Linked DNA regions of Homo sapiens: region 2 is linked to region 1. The links are chromatin contacts, found by Hi-C or POLR2A ChIA-PET in ENCODE. All regions are on one chromosome and are shown on one strand. The core of a region is the stretch at or near the end of the contact, and the rest is flanking DNA. Distances in the headings are between cores, read along the strand shown. Region 1 holds the start of MARF1 (meiosis regulator and mRNA stability factor 1). Region 2 overlaps ABCC1 (ATP binding cassette subfamily C member 1 (ABCC1 blood group)).

Region 1 (5,758 bases), core at 3,115-5,614:
GTAGAGAGGAGACCATGCAACTGAACCACAGGTGATGAACCACAGGAAAGCATTAAATTGTATCCATGTTAAAGATAAGAAAATAAAGGTGCAGGAAGTTAATTGAGTTGTCCGAGGTCTTACAACTAGTAATTAACAAATCAGGCTTCAGAGCTGGCTCTGACTCCTAAACCCTCCTTCTTCAGCACTATGCTAGAGGCAAAGAGATCTTAGCTATTACAGGATCTCCCACCCCATCTTGCCTTCCTGCTATCCTACAACAGCCTTTCTCAAATTCTACTTTGAACTCCTTGCTAATTCCTAAAAACTGCTTAGAGGCACAAAGGGGAACCCCACCACCTATCAACAGGTTTAAGGAAAGTACCAAATGTCTTTCAGGAAACTTCCCAAACATTAATGAATCATTTACATGCTGCTTCACACTTTACTACGTCTGATGCCTTCCCCCTTGGAATTTTATTTTATTTCGAGACAGAGTTTCACTCTGTTGCCCAGGCTAGAGTGCAGTGCTGCAATCTCGGCTCACTGCAACCTCCACCTCCCGGGTTCAAGCGATTCTCCTGCCTCAGCCTTTCGACTAGCTGGGATTACAGGTGTTCACCACCATGCCCACCTAATTTTTCTATTTTAGTAGAGGCAGGGTTTCACCATGTTGGCCAGGCTGGTTTTGAACTCCTGACCTCAAGTGCTCCACCCGCCTCAGCCTCCAAAAGTGCTGGGATTACAGGCATGAGCCACCACACCAAGCCTCCCCTTAGGAATTTTATTACTTATTTACTTATTCATTAAGATGGAATCTCACTCTGTCGCCCAGGCTAGAGTGCAGTGGTGCGATCTCGGCTCATTGTAACCTCCACCTTCCAGTTCAAGCGATTCTCCTGCCTCAGCCTACCAAGTAGCTGGTATTAACCCCCCTTGGATTTTTTTTTTCTTTTTTTTGACGGAGTCTCGTTCTGTTGCCCAGGCTGGAGTGCAGTGGCACGATCTCGGCTCACCGCAACCTCTTCCTCCTGGGTTCAAGCGATTCTCCTGCCTCAGATTCCTGAGTAGCTGGGATTTCAGGTGTGCACCACCACGTCCAGCTAATTTTGTAGTTTTAGTAGACACAGGGTTTCACCATGTTGGTTTGGCCAGGCTGGTCTCGAACTCCTGACCTCAAGTGATCCACCTGCCTCGGCCTCCCAAAGTGCTGGGATTACAGGCGTGAGCCACTGCGCCTGGCCCCCCTCGGAATTTTATTTGGCCCTAACCACTCTGTGACGTTTCTGGACAGGAACTAATCACCTCAGCTTACAGAGAAACCGAAGCACAAACTGATGAGGTACTGGTGTTGCCTAAATGGCTTTGATCAAGGTATTTAAACTAGTTGGTTCTCAATTTCCCAAATTTTCCATAAAGAAAAAAGAGAGGGCATTGAAATAATAATCCTTAAAGTCCTATTTGGGAACAACATTTAGGGAAATAGGTTTGTCATTGGGTAAAACCTTAAAAACATTTAAAATGTTTTTCTTGTTCTTTTTAAATTCAATTTGTTTTCCTTGTAGCTTTGGACTATGGCTGAGCAGATAACTCAATTTAACTTCCTTAGGTCCTTCCATGATCATTTATTAATTCAAACCACTGAACCTAATACAGGTAGAAGATTGGTTTCTGGGGAGAAACTCCTTTAATAACAGCTTGGTTAGTTGAAAAGCTGAATTGCATGTAAAGTAGCTACTTAAATAGCACACAAAAAAGTCTTTCGGTTTTCATACATGTGAAGACTATAATTTGGACAAGGGAAAAACTGAAAGTTACTTGTACTCTCTAAAGTTTTCCCAGCAAAGAAACAGGAATACAATTAATAGAGGATACATACTTAAAATATATCTTAAGAGAAAATTTATGTATTTTGATTCATAATTGTCTCCTAAGGCCTGGTATACTTTGCTTAGGCTCCTAGTCTTTAGAAAGCAGCAATAAAATTACATTTCTTTTAAAAGTATTTGTAATTCAGACTTTTATTAGCCTTCCACTTAATACGACTGTTTTGTTTTTAAAAATTTTTTTAATAGAGACAAGTGTCACACCATGTTGCTCAGGCTGGTTTTAAACACCAAGCCTCAAGGGGTCCTCCTGTCTCAGCCTCCCAAAGTGCTGGGATTACGACATGAGTCACCATGCCCCGCCCATTTTCAATCACTACATTTACTTGTTGTGACTAGTTACAGCTTTGGACTTGAAAGAATGCCAAGCTAAGTCAAACAAAATGTGTCTGCTTGGTAAAAAGGAATCTAAAAGAAAAATATACATATAAAGAAAATGTGGTCAAGCTCGTTGGCTCAGCCCTGTAATCCTAAAGAGGCCGAGGCGGGAGGATCACTTGAGGCTAGGAGTTCGAGACCAGCCTGGCCAACATGGCAATATCCCGTCTCTACTAAAAACACAAAAATTAGCCAGGCATGGTGGTGGGCGCCTGTAATCCTAGCTACTCAGGAGGCTGAGGCATGAGAATCGGTTGAACCCGGGAGGTGGAGGCTGCAGTGAGCCAAGATCCTGCCACTGCACTCCAGCCTGGGCAATGAAGCAAGACTTTGTCTCAAAAAAAAAAAAAAAAAAAGTAAAAAGGAAATGTGTCTGCATTCTTTGATGTTTTCTGGCTAAAAACTATTTTTTAAAAAAAGCAATTAGAAACCTACAATTACCTTGTTTCTTAAGATTTTTAGTTAATATGGCTTGTGTTGAAACATACTCAACTGAAATAAAATGGGGAAAAAACACCTCTGAAGAGTAGCGTATTTGTTTGGTACTTTGAAAAAAGCCAAAACGCTAGAAACGGGTTTTTCATCTATTCTAATCTCCACTTGGAAAATACTACCTATACACAGACATAATGAAGATTTTTTTCTTTTTCTTTCTTTTCTAAATAGTGATAGGGTTTCACCGTTTCCCAGTCTAGTCTCAAATTTGTAGGCTCAAGAGATCCTCCCTCCGTAGCCTCTCAAAGTATTGGGAATACAGGCCTGAGCCACTGCGCCCAGCCCACAGTCAAGATTTAGTCAGCAGTAATAAATACCTACGCAGGGAGAGGATGTGTGCTTGTCATCTGCCTTCTGGAAAATTAAATACAGGCACAAAGGATTCTTCAGCTACATGTCTGATCCTGCCCTCCACAATACCCGTCTACAGGGATGTTTACAGGGATGTGTTAATCCCCACGTAATGGGGATTGCCTATTGAAATAACCTCCCAGTAAGGATTTTTTTGGGCAAAATATTCTCGTTTGGCAATTTCGACTTACTGATTCTTTTGCAAAGTCAACTTGTTTCTGGGCAAACTTTAAAAATAAACTCCTAAGGTAGCATTTAGCTAGCAGCTAGCACATCCTAAATCGTGTCTAGATTTAACTTACACAATATGTGCTTTGCTTTTTTCCTAATTTGCAACAGAAAATAGTAATCAGCTGGTAGTTTCAGAAATCACCCTTTTGCTGAGTCTTAAATTTTTTTTTATTCCAGGGAAACGTGAAGATTGTGGGGCGCTATTTTTTTTTTTAAAGCAAACCACACAGCATATCTGGCCACCTAAAACACAAAGTGTTTGAAACTAACCGTAAGATTTCCTTTCTGCTCGCCCAACCTGTCACTGGAAACGCAGTATTCATTTGTAACCAGCTTTGGAGCAGGGCTTTTAAAAATAACGTTTTCTTGCTAAAGTCCCCAAAAATCTCTTGATTCTTGGTGGCAATGTCCAGTTGAGTCTTTGCACACACTGTATTTTTGCCAACTGGGTCGCAACTTTGCGAGAACTCCGGGGGACCTCGTAGGAAGCCAGGTTGGCAGTTATTTTTTTCTCCACTTGCCACTAGGTTGCACTAGATTTAGGATGCTGGGGAATATGCGCCATTTAATTTTTAAAAATAAAGTAGGACCATCACGTGACGAGACCCGAGAGAGGAAAAAAAAAAAGCCGAAGGGACAGGGTTTTTCATTGAAATCCCGTTCAAATCGCCTTCCCTCCAAAGCCTGAAAGAGCTGAATTCTATTAAATCCTGGTTGGCAGGTTTTTTCCTCGGGTCCACGTCACGAGCTCATTCTCCGCTTCAAGGTTCCTTTCGACTCCACAACGTGAAGCCAGGGGGAAGGCCTCCTTAAACTGGGGGTTTTCGCCAAAAAAGCCAGGGTCACCCCCCGGGAAAGTCCCTATTTAGGGGTTTATCGGGAGGGGACTGAGCCTGACGAGGCTGCAGGGCCGCGAGGCCCCGCCCCCCCCGGGGTTCCCAGCATGCCCCGCGCGGACAGGACGCGGCGGCGGAGGCGGGGCGAGGAAGGGGCGGGGCGAAGAGGAGAGAAGGGCGTCGGTTTTGCGACAGGGGCGGTGCGGTGCGGAAGCGGAAGTGAAGGGTGCGCTTGGCGGCGGCGGCGGGAGCTGCGGAGTCGGGAATCAAAACAAAGGGCCTGGGGGGGGCGGGGGGAAGGCGGCGGGGCCGGAATGTGAGCGGAGGTGGAGCCGGCGGCAGAGGTGAGTTTGCAGACAGTCCTGCGACCAGACCCCGGCAGGCTCTGCTCCGAGGCCAGCGGGGCGGGACGGAGGACAGTGTCCCCTCTTTCCCCGCCTATTGCTGGTGGGATGGTGGTGGAGAGGGGAGGTTAGCTAACTGGGACGCGCCAGTTGGGCCCCCCACGAAAGAGTTGGCTTGTCTCCCTTTCGGGTCCATTCACTACTGTCACTGTTGGCGCCGCTGTTCCCCTTCGAGGGCATTTGGCTCCCCGCCCGCCCCTGTCTGACCCCTGGTGGGGCCCTCCAGGAGTGAAGTGCACAGCTGGAAGGTTAAGAGAGAAGGAAAGGGGCGGGTGTTTTTGCAACACACTCCCCCCTCCCCGGCCGTTTTGCATTCTCCTCGGCCTTTTAGCAACACATAGGGTGTAGTCTCAGGGTTGACAATGTCTAGGGCTTCAGCCACTCTCACTAGTAGTTGTAACGCGACCTCGTGATACACCTTTTAGAGTTTCTCAAGCACCTTTCCGGTATTACCAAGAGCTGTCCAATTGCATTTGTGTCTTTTGGACTTCTCTGAGCGGTAAATATTCTTCTCTTTTGCATATCGGTGTATTGAAACCTAAACTGTTTTCCTATTTATTAAGCTTTATTCGTTCAACAGTTATTTATTAAAATATGCCAGGCATTGTACTAAGGACAGGAGTTGGAATAGTGGATAAGAAAACATAGTCTCTGCTGTCATGGAGTTTATAGCCTAATGGGGGAGAAAGATAATAAAATAAGCTAAAAAGGCCGTTTTGGACAGAAGAGCTATGGGGGAGAAAACGGTAATGGGATGGGGTGGTGTGGGGTCAAAGACTAGATTGGGTGCTAAGGAAACAACATTTGCTAAATGTTCCCCGTGGATTACCTCATGTAATCCAAACAACGGCCTTGTAAGGTGGTTTCTATTATTATCACACCCATTTTAGAGATGGGATCTGAGGTTCAGAGAGGTTGTGAGTTGTCCAAAGCTGCACCGCAGTCAAATTGGAGACCAAAATGCAGACAGTCGACAGAGCCTATGCTCTCCTCATTGAATTGGTCAAAAGACTTGAAGAGAGTGACAGAAAGGAGACTGTCGCTCAAGTCAAACAGAACCTGCTTTTGGCTACCTAAGTTGCTTCGTGGATGGTATTTGGGAAGTTTTCAGGGTGCAGGCACCTGAAAGTTTTTACTTTTAATCGCTTGTATTGAGCAGTATTGAAGGCACCTTGATGTAGTGGAAAGGGGTGAACAA
Region 2 (5,829 bases), core at 1,889-4,388, 380 kb before region 1:
CTGGAATCACCTAAGGAGTTTGTTAAGTGCCAAGTGCCTAGGGCCCCAACCCAGACCAACTAAATCAGCACCTCCAGGGGGAGGACCCTGACAGCCACAGATCTTTAATAAGATCATCAGATGCAGCCGGTGCATTCCAGACCAACTGAAGCCGAGTTCAGATCAGACCGTGGACCCGGACAGACCTGGGTTCTAATCCCAGCCCTGCTATATTCTAGCTGATGACCTTGGGCAAGTCCCTTCACCTCCAAGCCTCAGTTTTTACACCTGGAAAATGGGAGTCGTTTGTCCTACTGCTTGCTCGACCTATCCCCCGGGACTGCCAGGAGGGACAAATGACATGAGGCCCATGGGACTGTGTCGTAAAGCGGAATTTCTCCAACCTAAGGCGTGGAGGTAGTGGTGTTTGCTTTGTAGGCTGGGTAGAAACACTGCATTGCAGGCTGGTTTTTCATCCGGAAGAGCTGACACCTTCCTGCCCACTCCCACAGTCGGCGGGTGGGTTATCAGGGAATTGCAAATCCATTTCACCTGCAGCCCAAGCCCTCTACCCACTGTGAAAGACCAAGGTGCTGGCTGGCAGAGAGAGGAGGAAGGGGTGGGGCACGGCTGTCAATGATTCATTTATTTATTGGTCAAATATATGGGCAGGACTTGCTTATAGGCCAGGATGTGGGTGAAGTGCCGCGGACGGAGCTGCAAACGAGACAGCGAGACCCCTGCCCCATTCAGCCTCCTGCCCTGGGGAAGATGGACAGTAAGTAAACCACGGTGCAAACAAATATATAATTACAATCAGAATTACAATCAGTGAGAGCTGCAACAAAGGAAAAAGGTCAGTCATTTGAGGCCCGATATCACCCCTTAATCACTGAGGGTTGAGGTAGGCAGAGGTTAACCAACCGTTTCTGGAAACGGCCAGCTGATAACAAAGGAACAAAGGAAAAGGAAGGCGGCAGGGGTGGAGGGGCAGCTTCTGTGTGAAGCAGTGCATAGCACGGGGCTAGCTGGCACGGCTCAATCCCAGCTTGCCATTTCCTAGCTGTGGGACCTTGGGTCAGTTCCTTGGTGGTGAAGATTAAATGAGATCAAACATGGTAAGTACTTAGAATAGTACCTGGCACAAAGTAACAGCCAAAGAAAGGGTAACATGAGTAGTAGTAGTAGTAATAATAATAGAAGCAGTGACAGTAGCCTCTGGTATATGGAAACATAAAACTGTACACCTTAAATATATTTTCGAGACAGGGTCTCGCTCTGTCACCCAGGCTGGAGCACGGTAGTGTAATCATAGCTCTTTGCAGCCTCGACCTCCCAGGTTCAAGTGATCCTCCCACCTCAGCCCCCCAGGTAGCTGGGACTACAGACGCACACCACAACACCCAGCTAATTTTTGTATTTTTTGTAGAGACAGAATTTCACTCTATTCCTTGAGCTAGTCTCGAACTCCTGAGCTCAAGTGATCCACCTGCCTCGGCCTCCCAAAGTCCTGGGATTATAGGCATGAACCACCGTGCCCAACCTATATACCATTTTTATTTGTCAATATACATCAATAAAGCTCAAGTGTTTGGGGGGGAAAAAACCCCAGTGGGTTCACAATACACCACTATACCAGATGCTTTATATATCAGAAGCATCTATGGCCCACAGACCAGCTATTTATAAATAAAGTTTCATTGGAACAGTCACACCCATTCATTTATGTATTATAAATGAGTATGGCAGCTTTTGAGCTACACAGCGGAGTTAGGGGTTGCCACAGACAGTGTATGGGATGCAAAGCCTCAAGTATTTATCAGCCAGCCCTTTCCAGAAAAGGTTGGCTAACCTCTGCCTACCTCAACCCCCACAACATACCAAGACACAGTGATTAAGGGGTGAAAACAGGCCTCAAATGACAGTCTTTTGCCTGCAAATCCAGTCTTCTTCAGCCTTGGCATCAACACGCAGGATAGAGACAGCCAGGGGAGGCTTGAAATGCAGCCCATATCCAGCTTAACAAGACCCTCAAATCCTAACCTTCCCTCGGCCCAGTAAAACTAAGTCCCCAGCCACTGGTAGAAAACCTGCCCTGCAAATGCAACAAGGACATTGACAGACAGAACACTGCACAGTTTTTTGTTTTTTGTGTTTTGAGACTGAGTCTCACTCTGTCGCCCAGGCTGGAGTGCAGTGGCCCGATCTCGGCTCACTGCAACCTCCACCTCCCAGGTTCAAGCAATTCTCCTGCCTCAGCCTCCTGAGTAGCTGGGATTATAGGCATCTGCCACCACACCTGGCTAATTTTTGGATTTTTTGATAGAGATGGGGTTTCACCATGTTGGCTAGGCTGGTCTCGAACTCCTGACCTCAACTGATCCGCCTATCTCGGCCTCACAAAGCGCTGGGATTACAGGCATGACCCACCGCGCCCAGCAATTGCCATTTCTAATTTGCACACTCAAAGAGCTTTGTCAAATTCTTCTCCTCAGGCCGCCTCTCTTCTATGGATCTAAACACAGATTTTCAGATTATCTCAAGTGACCGATAGGGAGGCCAACACAGGGTCCCCCCTTCACTGGCAAAAAAAAAAAAAAAAAAAAAAAGGAAATAGCCTTTTTTTTTTTTTTTTTTTTTTTGAGACGGTTTCACTCTCATCGCCCAGGCTGCAGCGCAATGGTGCGTTCTCAGCTCACTGCAGCCTCCGCTTCCCAAATTGAAACAGTTCTCCTGCCTCATCCTGCCACATAGCGGGGATTACATGGTGCACACCACCATGCCTGGCTAATTTTTGCATTTGTAGTACAGACGGGGGTTTTATCATGTTGGCCAGGCTGGTCTCAAACTCCTGACCTCAAGCGATCCACCCACCTCGGCCTCCCAAAGTGCTGGGATTACAGGCATGAGCCACTGCACCCGGCCTGGAAACAGCCTCTATCTGACGTGGAAGGCCTTACTTGACAACAAAGACAACTAACTTCTGAAGTAGGTCAAGGATTGACAATAAAAAAGGAGGAAAAAAAATCATGGGGCACTGGATTGTAATCCAGGGAGCATGTCATTTAACCCAAACCAAGGAGAATCTTTTGACATCACACACTAGGTACAAAAGACAGAGCCACCTCCAGGGGGTTTCCCAGCCTCAGACACTGAAATACAGTAACTCCTGTCCCAGATAGCATGAAAGCAGCTTGTGAACTGGTCCCTCTTTCATTTGAAATGAAAACAATTCAGAGAAGTCCTGGCTGAAGGCAGAGGGAGGAAAAGCCTGATTCATCCAAACAGAGTGATGTGTTCTTTGGCATCCACCATATTGACATCTACGTTTGGTACCAGATGAGCTGGCCAGAAACCCTGTGGTTTGAACCAATTAGGTACGGCAGCCCCAGGCACTGATTCTTGGAGCGCAGGGTAGTTTAAGGACCTTGTCTGGGTCTTTCAGCATGTTGACCTGTTTGTCAGAAACACTCTCAGCTTTTAGTTCTAACGGGTTTTCTGCTGGTTACCTCCGCTCTGCACTGCCAAAGTGCCCCCCACAACCCCTGCACCCAGCAGGAGGCAATGCGTGCAGCAGCAATAATGTTTAGAGCAGTGATCCTCAAACGCAGCTCTGTCACCAGCATCGGTGGCACCTGGGAACTTGTTGGGAACCGCAGATGCTCGGGCCCCACCCAGACCTACTGCATCAGAAACTGTGTGGGTGGGGACCAGCAATCTGTGTTTCAAGCGTGAGAACCCAGTGGGAGGGTTCCTGACACATCACCACTCTGACCCTCAGTGTCTTCATCTGTCAAGTGGGGAGACTGATCATCCTGCCCTACTGTGAGGACTAAATAAATAATACAGTGCACCCAGCTGTTATCCTTATTATTAGACGGAGCCTAAATGTCCAGCAGTAAGAGATTTGCCAGTATAACGTAAACACTGGTGATTTGTTTGCCCTGTTGCTTACCAACTGTGCAAAATGCCTCCCTGCCCAGGACCTCCGTTTCCTCTACTGGAGCACACCCCAGAATCTTTGCCCATGCCCTTTGCCCATCAACTTGTCTGTTTTCTTTGTTTTTTTGTTTCAAGAGATGGGGTCTCACTATGTTGACCAGATTGGTCTCAAGAAATCTTCCCCCCTAAGCCTCCCAAAATGCCAAGACTACAGGTGTGAGCCACGCACCTGGCCCTTTTTCTGGTTTTTGATGCTGTAGTGGGCACAGGGGAATATCCTGGCTCAGCCTCCCTCTCTACCTGCCTGGGTGCCTGCAAAGGCTTTTTAAGTGCCACCGACCTCACCCCCATGTCCAATGTATCCTCTTCCTTTGAGCCTGAGGATCTTCCACAACCTGTCCAACCTGAGTGTGTCATTCCACTGGTGAAAAACCTTTCCTCAGCTCCCACCACAGTAGGGTTAAAATTCCAAGTCCTGGCTGGATGTGGTGGTTCACCCATCCCTGTAATCCTAGCATTTTGGGAGGCCAAGGCAGGGCATCACTTGAGCTCAGGAGTTCAAGACCAGCCTGAGTAACATACAGAAACCCCATCTCTACCAAAAACAGAAAAAGTTACTTGGGCGTGGTGGCACGCAACTATGGTCCCAGCTACTTGCGAGGCTGAGGTGGGAGGATCGCTTGAGCCCCGGAGGTGGAGGGCACGGTGAGCTGAGATGGCACCACCGCACTCCAACCTTGGTGACAGAGTGAAACTCCATCTCAAAACAAACAAACAAACAAAAAATTCCAAGTCCTTATTGTGACACATAATTGCACCCTTGATCTCTGATGCTGACTCTTGCCTCTCTTTTCGCTTACATCCTAGCCCTTCCAATCTAGCCAAGCAGAATTCTTTTTTTCTTTCTTTCTTTTGAGACAGAGTCTTGCTCTGTCGCCCAGACTGGAGTACAGTGGCGCGATCTCGGCGCACTGCAACCTCCGCCTCCCGGGTTCAAGCAATTCTCCTGCCTGAGCCTCCCGAGTAGCTGGGATTACAGGCATGCACCACCACACCCAGCTAATTTTTTTATGATCAGTAGAGACGGGGTTTTACCACGTTGGCCAGGCTGGTCTTGAGCTCCTAGTCTCAGGTGATCTGCCTGCCTCGGCCTCCCAAAGTGCTGGGATTACAGGCATGAGCCACTGCACCCAGCCTAGCCAAGCCGAATTCCAAGTGATTCCCAACACCCACAAGCTCCCTCAACTGGACCTTTGCACATGCCAGTTGCTCTACCAGGAGCACCCTCCCACCCCACCACCTCCAAACATATTCACCTGGCCAGAGCCTCGCATTCCTTAGACTTGAGCATCCCCTCTCCTCCCTGGATGCTAGCCCTGGAGCCCCAGGCTGAGTCAGGGACCACTCTCCCAGCCCCCACAACTCCCAGCACTTCCCTCCCTCAGAGCCCCCACTGTCCATCCTGCAGTTGTTGGTTCAACTGCCTGCCACCCACCTTCCATCTCTCCTCCAGGGCAGTGGTCAAGGTCTGTTTCTTTCTAGCTCAGCCCCTGGCACAACACCTGATTATTAAATGACTGAAAGCATGACGGAGAAATGGAAAGAAAATGGAGTTTCAACGCTTTAATCAACGGTCCAAGATCAGGCCTTGGTGGGTGGGGACAGAGACTGATCATGAAGGGGCACGAGGGAACTTCCTGGCGTCCTTGCAGTGTTCTATATCTTGACAGGGGTTTAAAGTATTCCTTTACCAAGATTCATCAAATGCTAACTTGAGATCAGCAATTTCACTGTATGTAAATTTTAAGCAAAAAACTCAGAAGTGTAAACAGATCTTAAACTCTAGCTAATGATTTACTTGGAAGTGGGTGCATGAAAGAATACTAATATATTTCGAAGGAAGTTTCA

The links. Hi-C counts contacts between places; a loop is a spot of excess contacts on that map. ChIA-PET counts read pairs that join two places held with the same protein, here RNA polymerase II (POLR2A). Pooled maps may share reads with other maps.
Region 2: a loop to region 1 is called in a pooled map, with 5 times the contacts of the local background. The contact joins the enhancer-like site here to the promoter of MARF1 in region 1. A Hi-C loop is called at or near these places in 1 of 37 single-sample maps with no recorded cell type and 3 of 50 pooled maps. POLR2A ChIA-PET finds 5 or more read pairs at or near these places in 4 of 52 experiments (GM10248, MCF 10A, activated CD4-positive, alpha-beta T cell and 1 more).

Annotation. Positions count from the first base shown.
Region 1 is chr16:15,641,760-15,647,517 of GRCh38, reverse strand. It overlaps MARF1 (meiosis regulator and mRNA stability factor 1), which reads left to right and starts at 4,364. Exons shown (of 27, transcript NM_014647.4): 1 at 4,364-4,500. MIR484 (microRNA 484) reads right to left here and starts at 4,224; the gene lies at 4,146-4,224. It also overlaps a transcript of NDE1 not described here.
Region 2 is chr16:16,023,225-16,029,053 of GRCh38, reverse strand. The region is part of intron 5 of ABCC1 (ATP binding cassette subfamily C member 1 (ABCC1 blood group)); the gene reads right to left. Among named protein-coding and RNA genes, the nearest start is that of ABCC1, 77 kb to the right of the region's middle. Within about 2 kb of position 3,138, at least 14 of the 41 ENCODE cell types and tissues checked have a DNase peak (open chromatin) inside an H3K27ac peak, as active enhancers do.